Linked DNA regions of Mus musculus: region 1 is linked to region 2. Evidence: chromatin contacts called from ENCODE Hi-C or POLR2A ChIA-PET data. All regions are on one chromosome and are shown on one strand. The core of a region is the stretch at or near the end of the contact, and the rest is flanking DNA. Distances in the headings are between cores, read along the strand shown. Region 1 overlaps Pdcd1lg2 (programmed cell death 1 ligand 2). Region 2 holds the start of Cd274 (CD274 antigen).

Region 1 (7,328 bases), core at 2,925-5,424, 100 kb after region 2:
AAGACAGTCAAGTCAGAAAGCTGCACCGCAGGTGGCCCCACCTCAGTGGTGACAAGGTCTGTACCAGCCTGCTTCAGGTTCAGGCTGGGGGAGACTACAATAAAAGGCCATGCAGACGACCCTGGTCTGGGCTGCCTGAGGCCACGTTGATGTTCAAGCACTATGCTGAGCTGGCAACCATACCATCCCTTACGTAGGCAGTGTGCGAGAGACGGCTCTGGTGCCGTGGGTTCAGAAGAGCTGACCATGGTGGCAGGAGGGCAGGAGATGGTCCTGCCCCTCACCAGCTGCAGCCCCCAGGTAGGAGAGTAGGCCATGTGCCTCATCTGGGCAGCAGAATAGAGATTATCCTGGTGATAGGGGAGCAGGCATACTGGCCCCATCACTTGTCTGACATGGGGCAGCATGGGTAAAAGAGAAATGCCCCCTTGCCCCTCACCAACTACTTCAGGTGGAAGGGCTGGCCCCCAAATCATGAGAGCAGGAGAGCTGACCCTACTTCTCACTGGCTACAGTACCCAGAGAGGGTGTCCTGCACCTTGCCTGGGTAGCAGAGTAGAGCTGGGCCCCTGCAAAAGAGCTGGCCCTGCACCTTGCCTGCTGTAGATTGGGTGAGCTAGCCAGGAAGTGTTAGAGAGCTTGCCCTGGTGGTGAGTGTACAGGAGAGCAGAGAGGCTGACCAACTCATCTACCACCCAGGCTCAGATGTAGGGTTTTGAATTGGCTTGACCTCAACTCTGAACTGCTGGAACTGTAGGGATGCTCCTACAAATCTAAAGCTGCAGGGTCTCCATGACACAGGGCAACAACAGGCTGTCCAAAGGAGTCCCTGTAAGGGTCCAGCAGGAGCCAGAAGCCATGAACCAGACCAAAGTCTCATGGCAATGTTCATTTGCAAGTAAATAGAGTGGACCAAAGGGAGTTCTGTGGGACTGTGGGACAGACACACTATGACACACTATAGCTTCCACAGCAAGGGTTTTATTTTGGTTTTTTTTTTTTTTTTTTTTGGTATTTTACTTTATTCTAGTTTATTTTATTCTGGGGTAAAGGTTGCAAGAGCAGAGGTAGATACTAAGGGACAGGAAGATGAATGGGGTTGGAGTACATGATTCACACACACACACACACACACACACACACACACACACACAAATCAATAATTTTTTTTTAAAAAAACTATTCATTACAAAGCCAAAACAAAATTCTGATTAAAAAAAAATTCTTTCTAAATGCCCCATTTGATAAGTTGGAGGTTTTTAAATATTCCATACTAAAGTCATCAGAGGGGTTTCATGCAACAACTGATGGGAACAGATGCAAAGACCCACAGCCAGACACTAGGGAGCATTCAGGGAATCCTCCAGAAAGCAGGGAGGGAGGACTGCAGGAGCCAGAGGGGTCAAGGACACCGCAAGAAAACCACAGAATCCACTAAGCACAGAAAGCAGGGAGGGAGGACTGCAGGAGCCAGAGGGGTCAAGGACACCGCAAGAAAACTACAGAATCCACTAACCAGGGCTCATAGAAGGTCACAGAGCCTGAACTGACAACCAGGGGGCCTGCGTGGGTCTGGCTTCGGCCCTCTGCATATATGTTATGGTTGTGTAGCTTGATCTTCTCGTGAGACTCCTAACAGTGAGAATGGGGGCTGTCTCTGACTCTTTTGCCGGCTTTTGGGACCCTTTTCCTCCTACTGGGTTGCCAGTCCAGCCCTAATAGATGGGGAGGTTCCCGGTCTTATTGCAAATTGATATGTCATGTTTGGTTAATAACCCTTAGAGGCCTACCCTTTTCTGAAGGGAAATGGAGGAAGGGTGGATTGGGGGATGGAGTGGGGAAAGGAAATGAGGGAAAGAGGAAGGGTAAACGGTGGTTGGGTGTAATATATAAGAAAAGAACAAAATTTTTAAATTATGTAAAAAAAAAAAAAACCAGGAATACATTATGGGACTATGAGCTGTCAGCAATGAAGCAGGAGCAATGACGTCTTTTGATGGCGTTGGCAGGCTCACAGCTAGAACCAGCGCAAGAGACAGGATGTGCTGTGGTTGTCAGAAGGGAGGGTTCCACACTCCTGCAGGCTGGTTGAGTGGAAGGCGTAGGGCTTCAAATCAGGGCTTCTGGGACCCGCATAGGCTTGGGTGTAGAGCGAAGAAAGGCCTTGTGCACACAGATAAGCACTGAAGAAGCCAGGAAAGGTAAACACACGGCTTGCCTCTTCGATGGAATGAGGTGTGCAGATAGATGCTCTTCCTGGAACGCCAGGAATGATGGAGTTTTATAACCTGGCGATCCCTTGCTGTCTGATGAGACAGGCTCTGCTCGTATCTCCCAGACTTCATTTCTTCCAGACAATACCCTCCCCCTTCAAACCTTGAGTAATGACTTTTAGACCACAAAACCCATCCTCATGTGGGATGTCACCTGTGCTATCTTAGGGCCAGGCCAATGCTGACACCCACAGGCCTTATGTTTACCTCGGCCATTCTTACCTAGACCCTAAATCTCGGGCACTGTCTCTGAGTCAACAGTACCTATTCCTGTGAAAGAAGCCAGATGTGTTTTGTAAAGAATCTCAGTGTAAGCATGGCTTAAATTATTATATACTCGGGACTGAGTTCATTGTTCTCTGAATACTTTTTTTTTTTAAATTGTGCTGTGCTTAAATATGGCTAAAGTAAAATGATCTGGGACAGACTCTAGAAATCCTGGTTCATCACCCGCTACAATCAAATCAGCCTGAACCAGGTTTTCCTCTTGCCTCACCCTGATCATTTTTTCCTTGCCTGGTATAAAGCTTGCAGGGGAATGGCCACACGTGAGTTATGTGGGACAAATGGAATGTTTACCTTTCTTGGTAAGATCCCCTTCTTTTATGGTTTAGCACTCATGTGATGTGGCACTTGAGTTGACCAAAATGATATAGAGCAATCAGAAGACTTTGAAATACCTCTGTGTCAGAAGCTTGGCATGTTCAAGCTGCTGTGTATAGCACCACAATTCCAAACCCACCAGTTATGAAAACTGTTAGTGTTCTGTCTAAGCTCCTCTCCACAGTTACCTGGCAACAGCTAGGTAGGCCTGATCCACTATAAAAGGGGCTTCTTGCCCTCTCCTCTCTCTGTTGCTCCTCTCTTACTCTTACTCTCTTGATCTTGCTCTGTCCTCTTGTCACTTCTCCCCCCTCCCCCTCTCCCTCCACATGCTCATGACCAGCCTCCTCTCTCTCTCTCTCTCTCTCTCTCTCTCTCTCTCTCTCTCTCTCTGCCTTTCTCTGACTCTACTACCCTCTTTTTTTTTTGTTTTTTGTTTTGTTTTATTTTTGTTTTGTTTTTTGAGACAGGGTTTCTCTGTATACCCTTGGCTGTCCTGGAACTCACTTTGTAGACCAGGTTGGCCTCGAACTCAGAAATCTGCCTGCCTCTGCCTCCCATGTGCTGGGATTAAAAGTGTGCGCCACCACGCCCAGCCTCTACTACCCTCTTAACTCCCCTGACCATGCCCCAAATAAACTCTATTTTATACTATACTGTCCTGTGGCTGGTCCCTCAGGGGGAAGGGATGCCTCAGCATGGGCCCTCAGAGGCACTGCTTTCCCCCATACCTGACTACATCTCCATAGAACATATCCCCCCTCTCCTTATCTTTTTATAAACACATCAAAAACAACCCCAGGAAGCCTTTGTCTCATCCGTAAGAGATAGCAATCCTCAGTACAAAATTCGATGGAAAAGAATGAACATGGGCTCTCAGACTTTTTCCCACGCCTACCAGCAATTGATCTGAAAGCAATTACTGTAGGCCCACAGCCTGGGTACAGAGCCATGGGACAAACTCGGGAAGTTCCACACTGAGGTCTGATTACAACTGAGCTCTGAATCAGCAATTAGATTTTCTTGACCCAGCAAATTTTCTCATCCGCCTTGGCGAGCCTGATTAAAATACCCATTTCTTCAGAAACGAAAATCCCAATTCCTATAAAATGATATCCTTGACCCGGAGGCACCTGCTTGTGTAGGTCCGATAGGCTCAGTGTCTTTCTTCAGTGGGACTCCTTCAAGTACTCAGGACAGGGAAGACGTGGGAGGGGCCTGAGAGCAGAGGTGACAAACTCTGGTCTCCAGCAAGCAAGCATGTGATGAAAGGAGGGGAGGAGGCCTGAGGTGACCAGACAGGGCTTGGGCAACCTGCCAGCTCAACTCTAACTCTCCACTGGCAAGAAGACAGACATGGAGGTGTTTATGGAATGTCTGCTAGTTATTAAATGCTAGATAAAAAATTACCAGATTAGCCAACTCACACACTGGGGACCTATTTATAGCTTCATGGCTAGAAGTAAACAAACCGCTAACAGCGAGGCCCGAGGCATGGATCATTTAGGGTAGAGACATATTTGAGAACACCAAGAACACATAATCTCCTGAATGTCTCATCCTCTCGCATGCCCACGTGCTCTGCGGTATTAGAACGTCTTTGTTGAGTCAACATGATCATGAGTATTTTGGTTTTTTGTTTTTTAATTATTTTTCTTTTATTTACTTTTTTTTTTTTTTTTTTTTGATCATGAGTATTTTGTAACAGACATTTAACCATATAATCAGAAATGTCTCAGGCCTCCTTATCTGACATTCTGACAGTGAAGTAACTGGCAGAGAAATGAGATAGCTGGGAAACCTGGTACCTGTTGTCCTGGGGCCAGGGTCTCTCCAGAGAAACAGAGCCTGGAGTGGGGGAGGGGAAAGCAGCAGAGGGAAAGAGACAGGTAGATTCATTTTAAAGGGTCAGTGCCCATGACTGTGGGGAGAGTGAGGCTGACCTTTGTGCAGTAGGCCAGCAGGTCGAAACAGAGGCAGAGTTTCCATATCACATTCTCCAGGCAGGGTTTCTTCATCTCTAGGAATTTGTTCTCAAGGTCTCACCTGATTAGAAGGAAGCTATATTGGCATATAAGCTATGTAGAATTTAGCTGATACAACACATTAATTATAACTGTAAAGCGCATGGCAACATCAAGACTAGCATTTGATAAGATTGTGGGCCCTGTAGCCTATCCAAGTAGATATGACAAATGAACCAAGAGATGAGGGAGCAGCCATCTTGGCCATGCACTTGGCTGAGAGCATAGAGTAGGCCAGCTTGTTGGAACTGCCAAAGCCTTTAAAAACAGAAGTAAAGGGCCTGGAGAGAGCTCTGTGGTTAAGAGGGTTTGCAGCTCTTGCAGAGGACCTAAGTTCAGTTCCCATTGTCTCTCTCACTGCTGCCTGTAACTCCTGCTCCAGGGCATCTGACACCCTATGAAGTGTTTCATTATAGTATAGCTGTCTGGGGTCCATAGGGTGGGTGTTGGGTAGGGGTCCTAAAGTAGTGCTGGAGAGAAACTTAGAGTGGGGAAATGGGAGGGTGTATCATGAAAGGCTTTGAACCCTGCTGGTCCCGATACATAGATTACTATTTTTTTTAAAGGTGGTTTCTCTCTCCAGTCTACTTTGAGAGGTTATATGTATGTTCTAGTCAATGATTTATTTATTTTTCCTGTTTGTGGTCTCTTCTTCCCAGATCTGGACCTGCGGTCTTGGGAGTTGGAAGGATCTGATGGGAAACCCTCAAGAGACTTCTGGACTCAAAGTGAGAATCTTGCAGGACCTGCCATTTGCACTTTTGAACCCTTTGGACGGTGACCCAGGGCTCCGAAGAGGAGCTTGTAAGACTGACAATCTTCCCTCTGTCTCAAGACTCTCTGAACAGCAAGACCCCAATGGCACTTTAGACTTACCCCTGGGATCCTGGACCCCAGTGAGGGCCTAAGGCTCCTAATGACTTTCAGGGTGAGAACAAAAGGAATTGCTCTCCGCCCCACCCCCACCTCCTGCTTTCCGCAGGGAGACATGGAAATTCCCAGTTACTAAAATAGATTGTCAATAGAGTTATTTATAGCCCTCATTTCCTCCGGGGACTTGGAAGCTTCAGACAGGGTTTTTCATAAACAAAGTCATAACTGATGTGTTTTACAGCATCCTAGAATCCTGGCAGCCTCTGAAGTTCTAATTAACTGGAAGCATTTAAGCAACACGTTAAGTACCCCCACTGTGGTATTTGTTTCTACTTTTCTGTTTTTAAAGTGTGAGTCACAAGGTAATTGTTGTAACCTGTGATATCACTGTTTCTTGTGTCTCTTCTTTCAACTACATCTTTTAAAACAAAACGGTGTGGGGTTTGGTTGTTTTGGTGGTAGTGGTAGTGTTTCTCAGTGGTATCTCCTTAAGAAAAAAAATCATCATGCCAGTGAATTGTTTCTTCAGCCATTTCAGATGGGAAGCTGGAATAGCCTGTCCCCCAAGCTAAGCCTTCTTCCCTAGCTTTCTGCGTGATTTTACATTGAGCATTCCTGTTGCTTTGTTTCTATAACTGTAATGTGGTGATGTCATTGTTAGGGCACTTGAGGGTGGGCGTTCTGGAAGTCCTTTCAGGTTAGTGTTTGGGGGCAGGGTTGCTCAGAATACATAAAGGTGCTAACTTAAACTGCAGCCATGGAGCTCAGTGAATTCACTAACCTTCGGGCTGTCCAAATGTGCACATTAGCTACTGTGACCCCTGTAGGTTAGGGAGCCTGAAGCCAGCTCTTTACCTGGTGTTTAGACTCAGCAGAATTTGGAGTCAATGGGACCAAATGGTTGTGAAATTAAGATTTGAAGTGTGCATCTTATTTTATCACCATCTGCCCAACAAAACTTCAGAAAATGCCTTTGAAGCACAAAAATGTAATCGTTTATGTGAAATCTCTGAGTTGCATTTAGATGCCCATTGCAGCAAGGTGGCTCTCTCACAGATTCCACACCTTAGCCTAAGATACCAGACAGCAGGACAGAGAGAAAAGTCCTTCCTGGTGTGCAAACTTCCTTACACTGGACCTCGCCTCTCAGGTGTGTGATTGGTAGGCCAAATCCCGATAGCCAATCGGTGTTGGGTGCTTTGTCTGCTCTACTGGGAGTCCAGTGGTACAATGGATTCTGGCAAAATGCTGCCATCTTGGCCCTCGCTGGGCTGCTTTCTAGGATATTCATAGAGAAAGGGCCGTCCAGATCCAGTATCCTAAAATCCTGAGAGGAGAATATAAGTTAGTGTGTCTCACTATAACTATCTCTATGATCGGTCACATTACTATCTAACAGTTACCAAATACTATATGCCTAATACTGGTAAGCATTTTATACACACCATTGGATTGAATCCTCTCAAAATCCTCAAAAAGGAAGTTATTAATACCTCCATAGGCAAGGAGCCCAGAACCCAGAGAGGTCAGGCAGTCTAGTTATAGATGCCTGCTT
Region 2 (6,647 bases), core at 3,634-6,133:
ATCTTTATTTAGTTCTATTTGTGGGAGGAGATGGGTGTTGCTAGGAGTAAATGCTTTTGGAGAGAAACAAGTAGCCCATCCCTAAGGTAGGAAGTAGTGTCTATACGTGCAGACTAAACTTGTCTCCGTTCTGTTCCCAGCTCTGTAACCTGTACGAGGAACAGAGGTCGTTGTACCTTCAGATAAACACTGTGGGAACCAAGAATGTTAAACACACAGGGTTGTAGCTTCAAAGAGAAAGATTTAGAATGTGTTTTCCGCCCAGAAGACTGGGAGCAGAAGTGGTTAACATTTGCACTGTGTGTGCGAGACCTCACCAGATCCTTCCCTCATCATGAGCTGTTTTTCTCAGTCAATCTATAGAACCTATCTTTATGGATAATGTCACATGCAGTCACCCTAGAGACCCCATCTTAATCTATGTTCTACCTTTTCAAAGACTTACATATTCTAGATAGTTCGTATAAATGAAACGGACTTCTTTTGTTTTTGTTATTTTTTTTTTGTTGTTGTTGTTGATGCTGTTGTTGTTTGAGACAGGGTTTCTCTGTGTAGCCCTGGCTGTCCTGGAACTCACTCTGTAGACCAGGCTGGCCTCGAACTCAGAAATTTGCCTGCCTCTGTCTCCCAAGTGCTGGGATTAAAGGCGTGCACCACCATGCCGAGCTGACTTCTTTTACTTTAACACTAGTGTGTGTGTGTGTGTGTGTGTGTGTGTGTGTGTGTGTGTATCTAAGCTATAGTAGGGGCTGGTGAGATGGCTCAGTGGGTAAACATGCTTACCACCCTGAGACCCAGTTCTATTTCTGGGCTCCACATAGTGGAAGGGAAGAACCCATTATTGTTAGCTGTCTTCTGACATCCCTAACTGTTCCACGTATGAGTGTGCACTTGCGCACACAGAGAGTAAATACATGTTAAATGGAAAGAAAAATTAAACAGGTAAACTATAGCATGGATTATGGCTCCATTTCTTGTTGGGACTAAATAGTAGTCCAGTGTATGACTATAAGGCATTTTGTGTGTCCATTGAGACCGATGGACATTTGCATGATTCTATTTAGTCTAGTATGAAGAACATTGCTAGTTTTGTGAGCATGTTGTCAGTTGTCTTGGGTAGTAGGGGTAGAATGGCTGGGGCATACAGTAGTAAGTCAAGGCCTTAAAATCCACACACTGTGATTGATGGCAGTGGATGAGGACGCTCACCTGACAGTCCACCTGTGTGGCCGCTGTGTAGCAGACACTGGGGCATCGTTCCGGGTTTCACTCCCACTTGTATCCTTTCCTGAACACGTAAGCTTCCACAAGTTACTTGAGCGAGATGTCTCCAATTACACAGCCCTGAAGTGGAGGTGACTCCAGGAAGCACAACTCATAATACAAGTTAGGTAACCTAGTGTATGCACCCGTTTTACTATTACTGACACTTTTAATCATTACTGTGATTTCATCTTATTAATTTGATAGGCTTTTTTTTTTTTAAATGATGCTGTAGCCAAGGAAGACTATTCCGAGCAGGGGCCGCCGGTACATCTCAGAGTGTAACCTGAATCAGATGAAGCTTCATGTGGCGCAGCCCAAGCATTTCATAGCATCCCAAGAGAAGCTTGACTGGGGAAGCCCTGGGGAATAGTGATGAGGGTGTGGGCTTTAGCCTTCCTAGGCTGTATGTAAATAACCGCACAGCTGATGAGCAGGAAACTTGTAGCTGTTTCTCTTTAGGGTGCTTTTCAGCTGTGATGTCAGTATTGACTAAGCACCTGCTTGCTAACTTCCTTCTCCTGCAACCCATGCAACGCACATGACCCTGCTCTCAACCTGTGAATCTCAGCCTGTTCTCCTCCCCTGAGTGATCTTTTCCTCTTCCTCCTCCTCCTCTTCCTCATTCCCCTTCAGAAAATAGTCCCTGAGCTCTGAGAACTAGGGCTGTAGAGAGCTTATCCAGTTACGGGCACCCCAAAGCACCAAGGTTTGATTCTTAGCAGCTTACAACTAACTGTAACTCCAGACCCACGCAGCCTGACCCTTGCTTCTGGCACTCTCCAATGACTTTGCATTACCACTGGGAACCAACCTTTCTCCTTAACCCTCCAGGCCCTCTGAGACGTGATGAGAGCCAGCCTTTCAGTCTAGACTGCAGCACAGTAATATTCTCTGCAGGAACTGTCCACGCTTGCTCCCCTTCAGCCTTTGCAGTTTGTCCCTCCTGCAGGTTGGGTATCTCCGGAATCACTTTGTGTAGTGCCTTACCCTTGAGATGGTTGCTTGGTCTTCATCGTCAGCTAAGCAGACTGGGAGCAGCAAGGAGGTTTATCTCCCTGAAATGAGTAGGCCAGGTGGGGTATGAACAGGAAACAGCAAGATTAGAAATGACATTAGAGATTTGTTCCACTCTTCAGTCTTGGCTAGCCGCTGTTTTTCTCTTGTCTGACCGTTTCTCTATTCATTTTGTCCAAATCACAAAAACTCATATCATTTTCAGGGATACTTATCTCCTTGCCTAGGCTATTTTGGCTTATGTGTATTTTTGAGATGGTGATTTTATACACACACACACACACACACACACACACACACACACACACACACATATATACATGTATACATGTATGTGTGTGTGTATAAAAGTCACATCCTCACTTTCTATTTCTGGAGGATACCAAAACTTCATTAAGGGGGCATGGACAACTTCATGGGAGAATAAATGTCGGAGGAGTAGAAACAGGTGGAGGAGTGGGGGTGGGGCGACTCTTCAGATTACTCATATGCAAATCAGCGAAAGCAGCAGGCCCCAGTTCCCATGGAGAGCTTCAGAGAGACCAGGTTCAGTCACCCCTTGCCTTCTCTGTGGAGAATTTATGTAGACTGTAAGCAATGCTTTAACAAAACAAACAAAACCAAACCACCTCACCTCTTCTAGCTTTAGAAGGAATTCACATATCATAGAGACTACTAAGGGGGTGTGGCTTAATCCTCACCTCTCAGATCCTTATGGAACCAAGGGAACTCAGCTAAGGAGTGGGTCTCTAAAGTGAATTTTTTACAGATCTGAATAGTCACAACCATACTAACATATCATAAAGCTTGGCCAGGCGTGGTGGCGCACACCTTTAATCCCAGCACTGGGGAGGCAGAGGCAGGCGGATTTCTGAGTTCGAGGCCAGCCTGGTCTACAGAGTTCCAGGACACAGAGAAACCCTGTCTCGAAAAACCAAAAACAAACAAACAAACAAACAAACACAAACCTATTAACTAGAAATATGTTTTGTCTGTGCACGTGTATATACACACACATATGTTTAGACTGAATTTCCACATATAAAGTCTATATTTTATTTTCAGTCAGCCAACTAATGTTATCTCTAACTTTAATTGCTTTATTCTATTATTGGGGTTCAAAAGACATTTGGAAGAGGGACTATCTCAGCTGAGGCTCTGGTCTTATTCCAATTTTATTGTTGCTGTTTAGAGTGCCACATTCTCTATAGATCCTTTAGGCAGCATCAACCCCAATGACTTCCAAGTTAAAAATGGAGATGCTTTGAGAATGTGAAAATCTCATTACAACTAAGCCAGCGGACACCCCAGTATTCACCCAGTGCACTACTTTGGAATAGTAGTTTTAGTAAGTAAGTGGGGGAAAGCAGAGAATGAAGAAGGCCCTTGAAGTCCAACAGTGAAATGTTTAAAGATGACAGTGCTCTGTGGAGTTCCCAAGGTTTTGTCTTGGAAAAAGTCCACACTTCCAGTTCGCAGAAAGTCTTTCTCAACATCATTTAGAATAGACTTCCCCCACCTGGATCCCGAGACTGGCCGTGATCCACAGCGTTCACAAAGGGCACGGTTCGAGATGGGAAGTTCTTGAACGGCAAGACAACTGGTTTCATTATGTCGAGGAACTTTGAGGAAGTCACCAAATCCACGATTTAAAAATATATTTCCTATTATACAGACACACCTACTTTCTAGAATTAAAACTGAGTCATTTGCTTGATATTAACTCTATAGGTTGTATAACTCTATATGTAAAGTCATGTCAAGACTGTCACGTATCCACGTATCCAGAAAGGGCTTGAAAGAGATGGGGAATCGGATGGTAATTTGAAGTGTCTGGATTCTGAAGATAAAATTTAAGTCAGAGATCTTATGACTTCAGATATTTTGCTTCTAAAGCGCTCACTGCTCAAGCCTGAAGATTTGAAATTCGGGTCCTCATTACCCATAATAAATGCAGTGATGGCCCATTTCTGAGACCCTAGCCCTGGCAGCAGGGGCGCGGATGGGGATCCCTGGACCACGCTGGCCGGCTAGTTTGGCCAGCTGCGAGCCCGAGGTTAGGTAAGAGAGACCCTCTTTCAAAAATCAAGGTGGGAGCTGTAGAGGAAGGCAACCTATGTGGATCTCCAAGCACACGCTCCCCCCCACCCCCACCCCCGACCTCAGGTTCCACTCCCACCCAAAATAGAGCTGAGTTGTTTACTCTGGACTGTTTCTTTGAGGGAACCTGATTTACAAGAAAGCTAATGCAGGTTTCACTTTCACTTTTAGTTTCGTTTTTAAATAGTGTTTGTTTGTTTTTGTTTTTATCGACAGCCTCTCAGTAGCAGCCCGGTTGTCTTGGAGCTCTCTCTATAGACCAGAGACTCACCTGCCACTGGCTCCTGAGTACTGGAATTAAGGCGTGTGTCACCGCACCGAAGCCTAGTTTCGTTTTTTCTTAAACTGTGAATATCCCAAAGCTGACTCTAAAGTCATCCGCAGGAAATACTATGAGATAAACTCATGCTCAAAGGGACTGGGTGGCTTCGGTTTCACAGACAGCGGAGGTTGGACAAGGCTTCCGCGGAGTGGGCGGGGCTCTGAACTCGAGATAAGACCAGGAAATCGTGGTCCCCAAGCCTCATGCCAGGCTGCACTTGCACGTCGCGGGCCAGTCTCCTCGCCTGCAGGTAAGGGAGCATCTTCTCGCGGAATCCGCTTGCAGGGCACTTTAAAGAGCCAGAATCCCTAGACCTTTTTAGGACGGAGAAGGGAACCGGTTTCCTGGGAAAGTTAAGAACTCAGAATCCGCAGTTTTGTGTGTTTATGGATCTTGTGGGTAGGTAGCTGGGTCAGAAGAGATGAATTAATTGGTCCTAGCGCGACTTGACTGTTTGCTAGCAATGACTGGGTCTTTCCACTTGAAGCATCTCCGGAGGTCCCTTCCTCTGTCGAGGTCTAGGATGCTGGAGCTTAAGATTTTCATTCTATCTGCCCAGAGAACCTAAAGGATTTTTGGAAGAAAATGTCCCAAACAGTTCTTAGATACAGTGACCTAGGCTATGTTAAAGTTTAGGTTGGGGTTGTCATAAGAGGTGAAAGTACAATATTCTATCTTTTTTTAAAAATAAATTATTACAGGTGCTTTCCTATGAATTACTTAGCCAGTTTTTTTTTAATTGCTATATTCCATTGTGCTGGGTTATTAAAGGGCATCACTCTCCCACTGAGGAATGCACAGGTTAGTAATAGTGCCTTACTAGCTCAGTCATCCACTGACCATCTGTGTATGTGACTGTCTGGAATATGGCTAGGTATTTCATTTAGATAAACTCTTATATGTATAAGTACTTCATTATGTTTGAGTGTCTGAAAGGCCTTTGTGTAGAAAAAAAAAAAACAACAACCTGAGAATACATTCCAGAAAGTATCCGCAGCTGATGATGATAGTGACCAAGCGGTGTTTAAGGAGAACTTTATACAGGGAAAATATTCACCTTTCCCAGCTGAGCATCATAGATAGGAAGACATGATAGTGGTTATATGCTGCTCTAAGGAGGGATGGAGAAGGGATGGATTTGAGCACAGGGTTCAGGATCATTTGATAGAATTTGAAAACTGGGTAAATTTTCACTCTTTTGAGAAAGGAAGTTTGCATCTGCTTCCCCTCCCCGCCCCAGGCACTCTTCCCCCCCCCATCCCCCCCCGTGCCCCCCCCCCCCATGGGAAGATAAAGAAGTGGCGTTCCAAGATCTTCATCTGGACTTCCCCTGGGACAAACCTATTTCCCCATCTTGAATGAGCGTCACTTCTTTACTTTAAACTCTGTTCTGTGAAAGGCTCTCAGCTCTTGTCTGGGAATTTGTGAAAGGTTACAGTTTCTTGCCGGAGGGAGGGAGAAGGTGACCCTGGACTCTTAGCCCATGTAAGAGGTGCAGGTTTAGAGGTCAAAGGCCATGCTGATTTACATGGTCCCTGAATTTCCCCTTTTGATCTACTGCTCACACCTGCACCCTGAGAGCCAGGGAGGGGAGGATATGATACTGAAGAAGGTGACTATCAGACCCAACCCATCACCTTTCAGACTTTATACTAAGCTTTAAAGCAGACTCATAAGCAATAGATAACTGTTCCAACTGAGTCTGCCATCAACGTAGGAAAAATTAGGTACAGTCTTCAGTGGATATCATGTACCTCATTGTGACTGTCTAGTACTCGGCTTGGCCATTTCTCCCAGGGCCTCATTGCAACAGTCACTGTGTCCTCACAGGCCTGGATGTCATCCTGCCTCATCTGCTTGGGCAGATGAACTGGAGAGATATGATTAATAATGAGTCATTTGATTTTGCTCTTTTTGTAAATGTCCTTGGTTTGGTTTGGTTTGT

What was found. A loop is a pair of places that touch in the nucleus more often than their neighbours do. ChIA-PET counts read pairs that join two places held with the same protein, here RNA polymerase II (POLR2A).
Region 1: POLR2A ChIA-PET joins it to region 2 with 13 read pairs in Patski. The contact joins the enhancer-like site here to the promoter of Cd274 in region 2. A Hi-C loop is called at or near these places in 3 of 37 maps with a recorded cell type or tissue (Patski, T-helper 1 cell and T-helper 2 cell). POLR2A ChIA-PET finds 5 or more read pairs at or near these places in 1 of 5 experiments (Patski).

Annotation. Positions count from the first base shown.
Region 1 is chr19:29,464,957-29,472,284 of GRCm38, forward strand. It overlaps Pdcd1lg2 (programmed cell death 1 ligand 2), which reads left to right. Exons shown (of 6, transcript NM_021396.2): 6 at 5,560-7,328. Among named protein-coding and RNA genes, the nearest start is that of A930007I19Rik, 53 kb to the right of the region's middle. Within about 2 kb of position 4,175, at least 2 of the 3 ENCODE cell types and tissues checked have a DNase peak (open chromatin) inside an H3K27ac peak, as active enhancers do.
Region 2 is chr19:29,362,555-29,369,201 of GRCm38, forward strand. It overlaps Cd274 (CD274 antigen), which reads left to right and starts at 4,884. Exons shown (of 7, transcript NM_021893.3): 1 at 4,884-4,952. It also overlaps a transcript of Plgrkt not described here.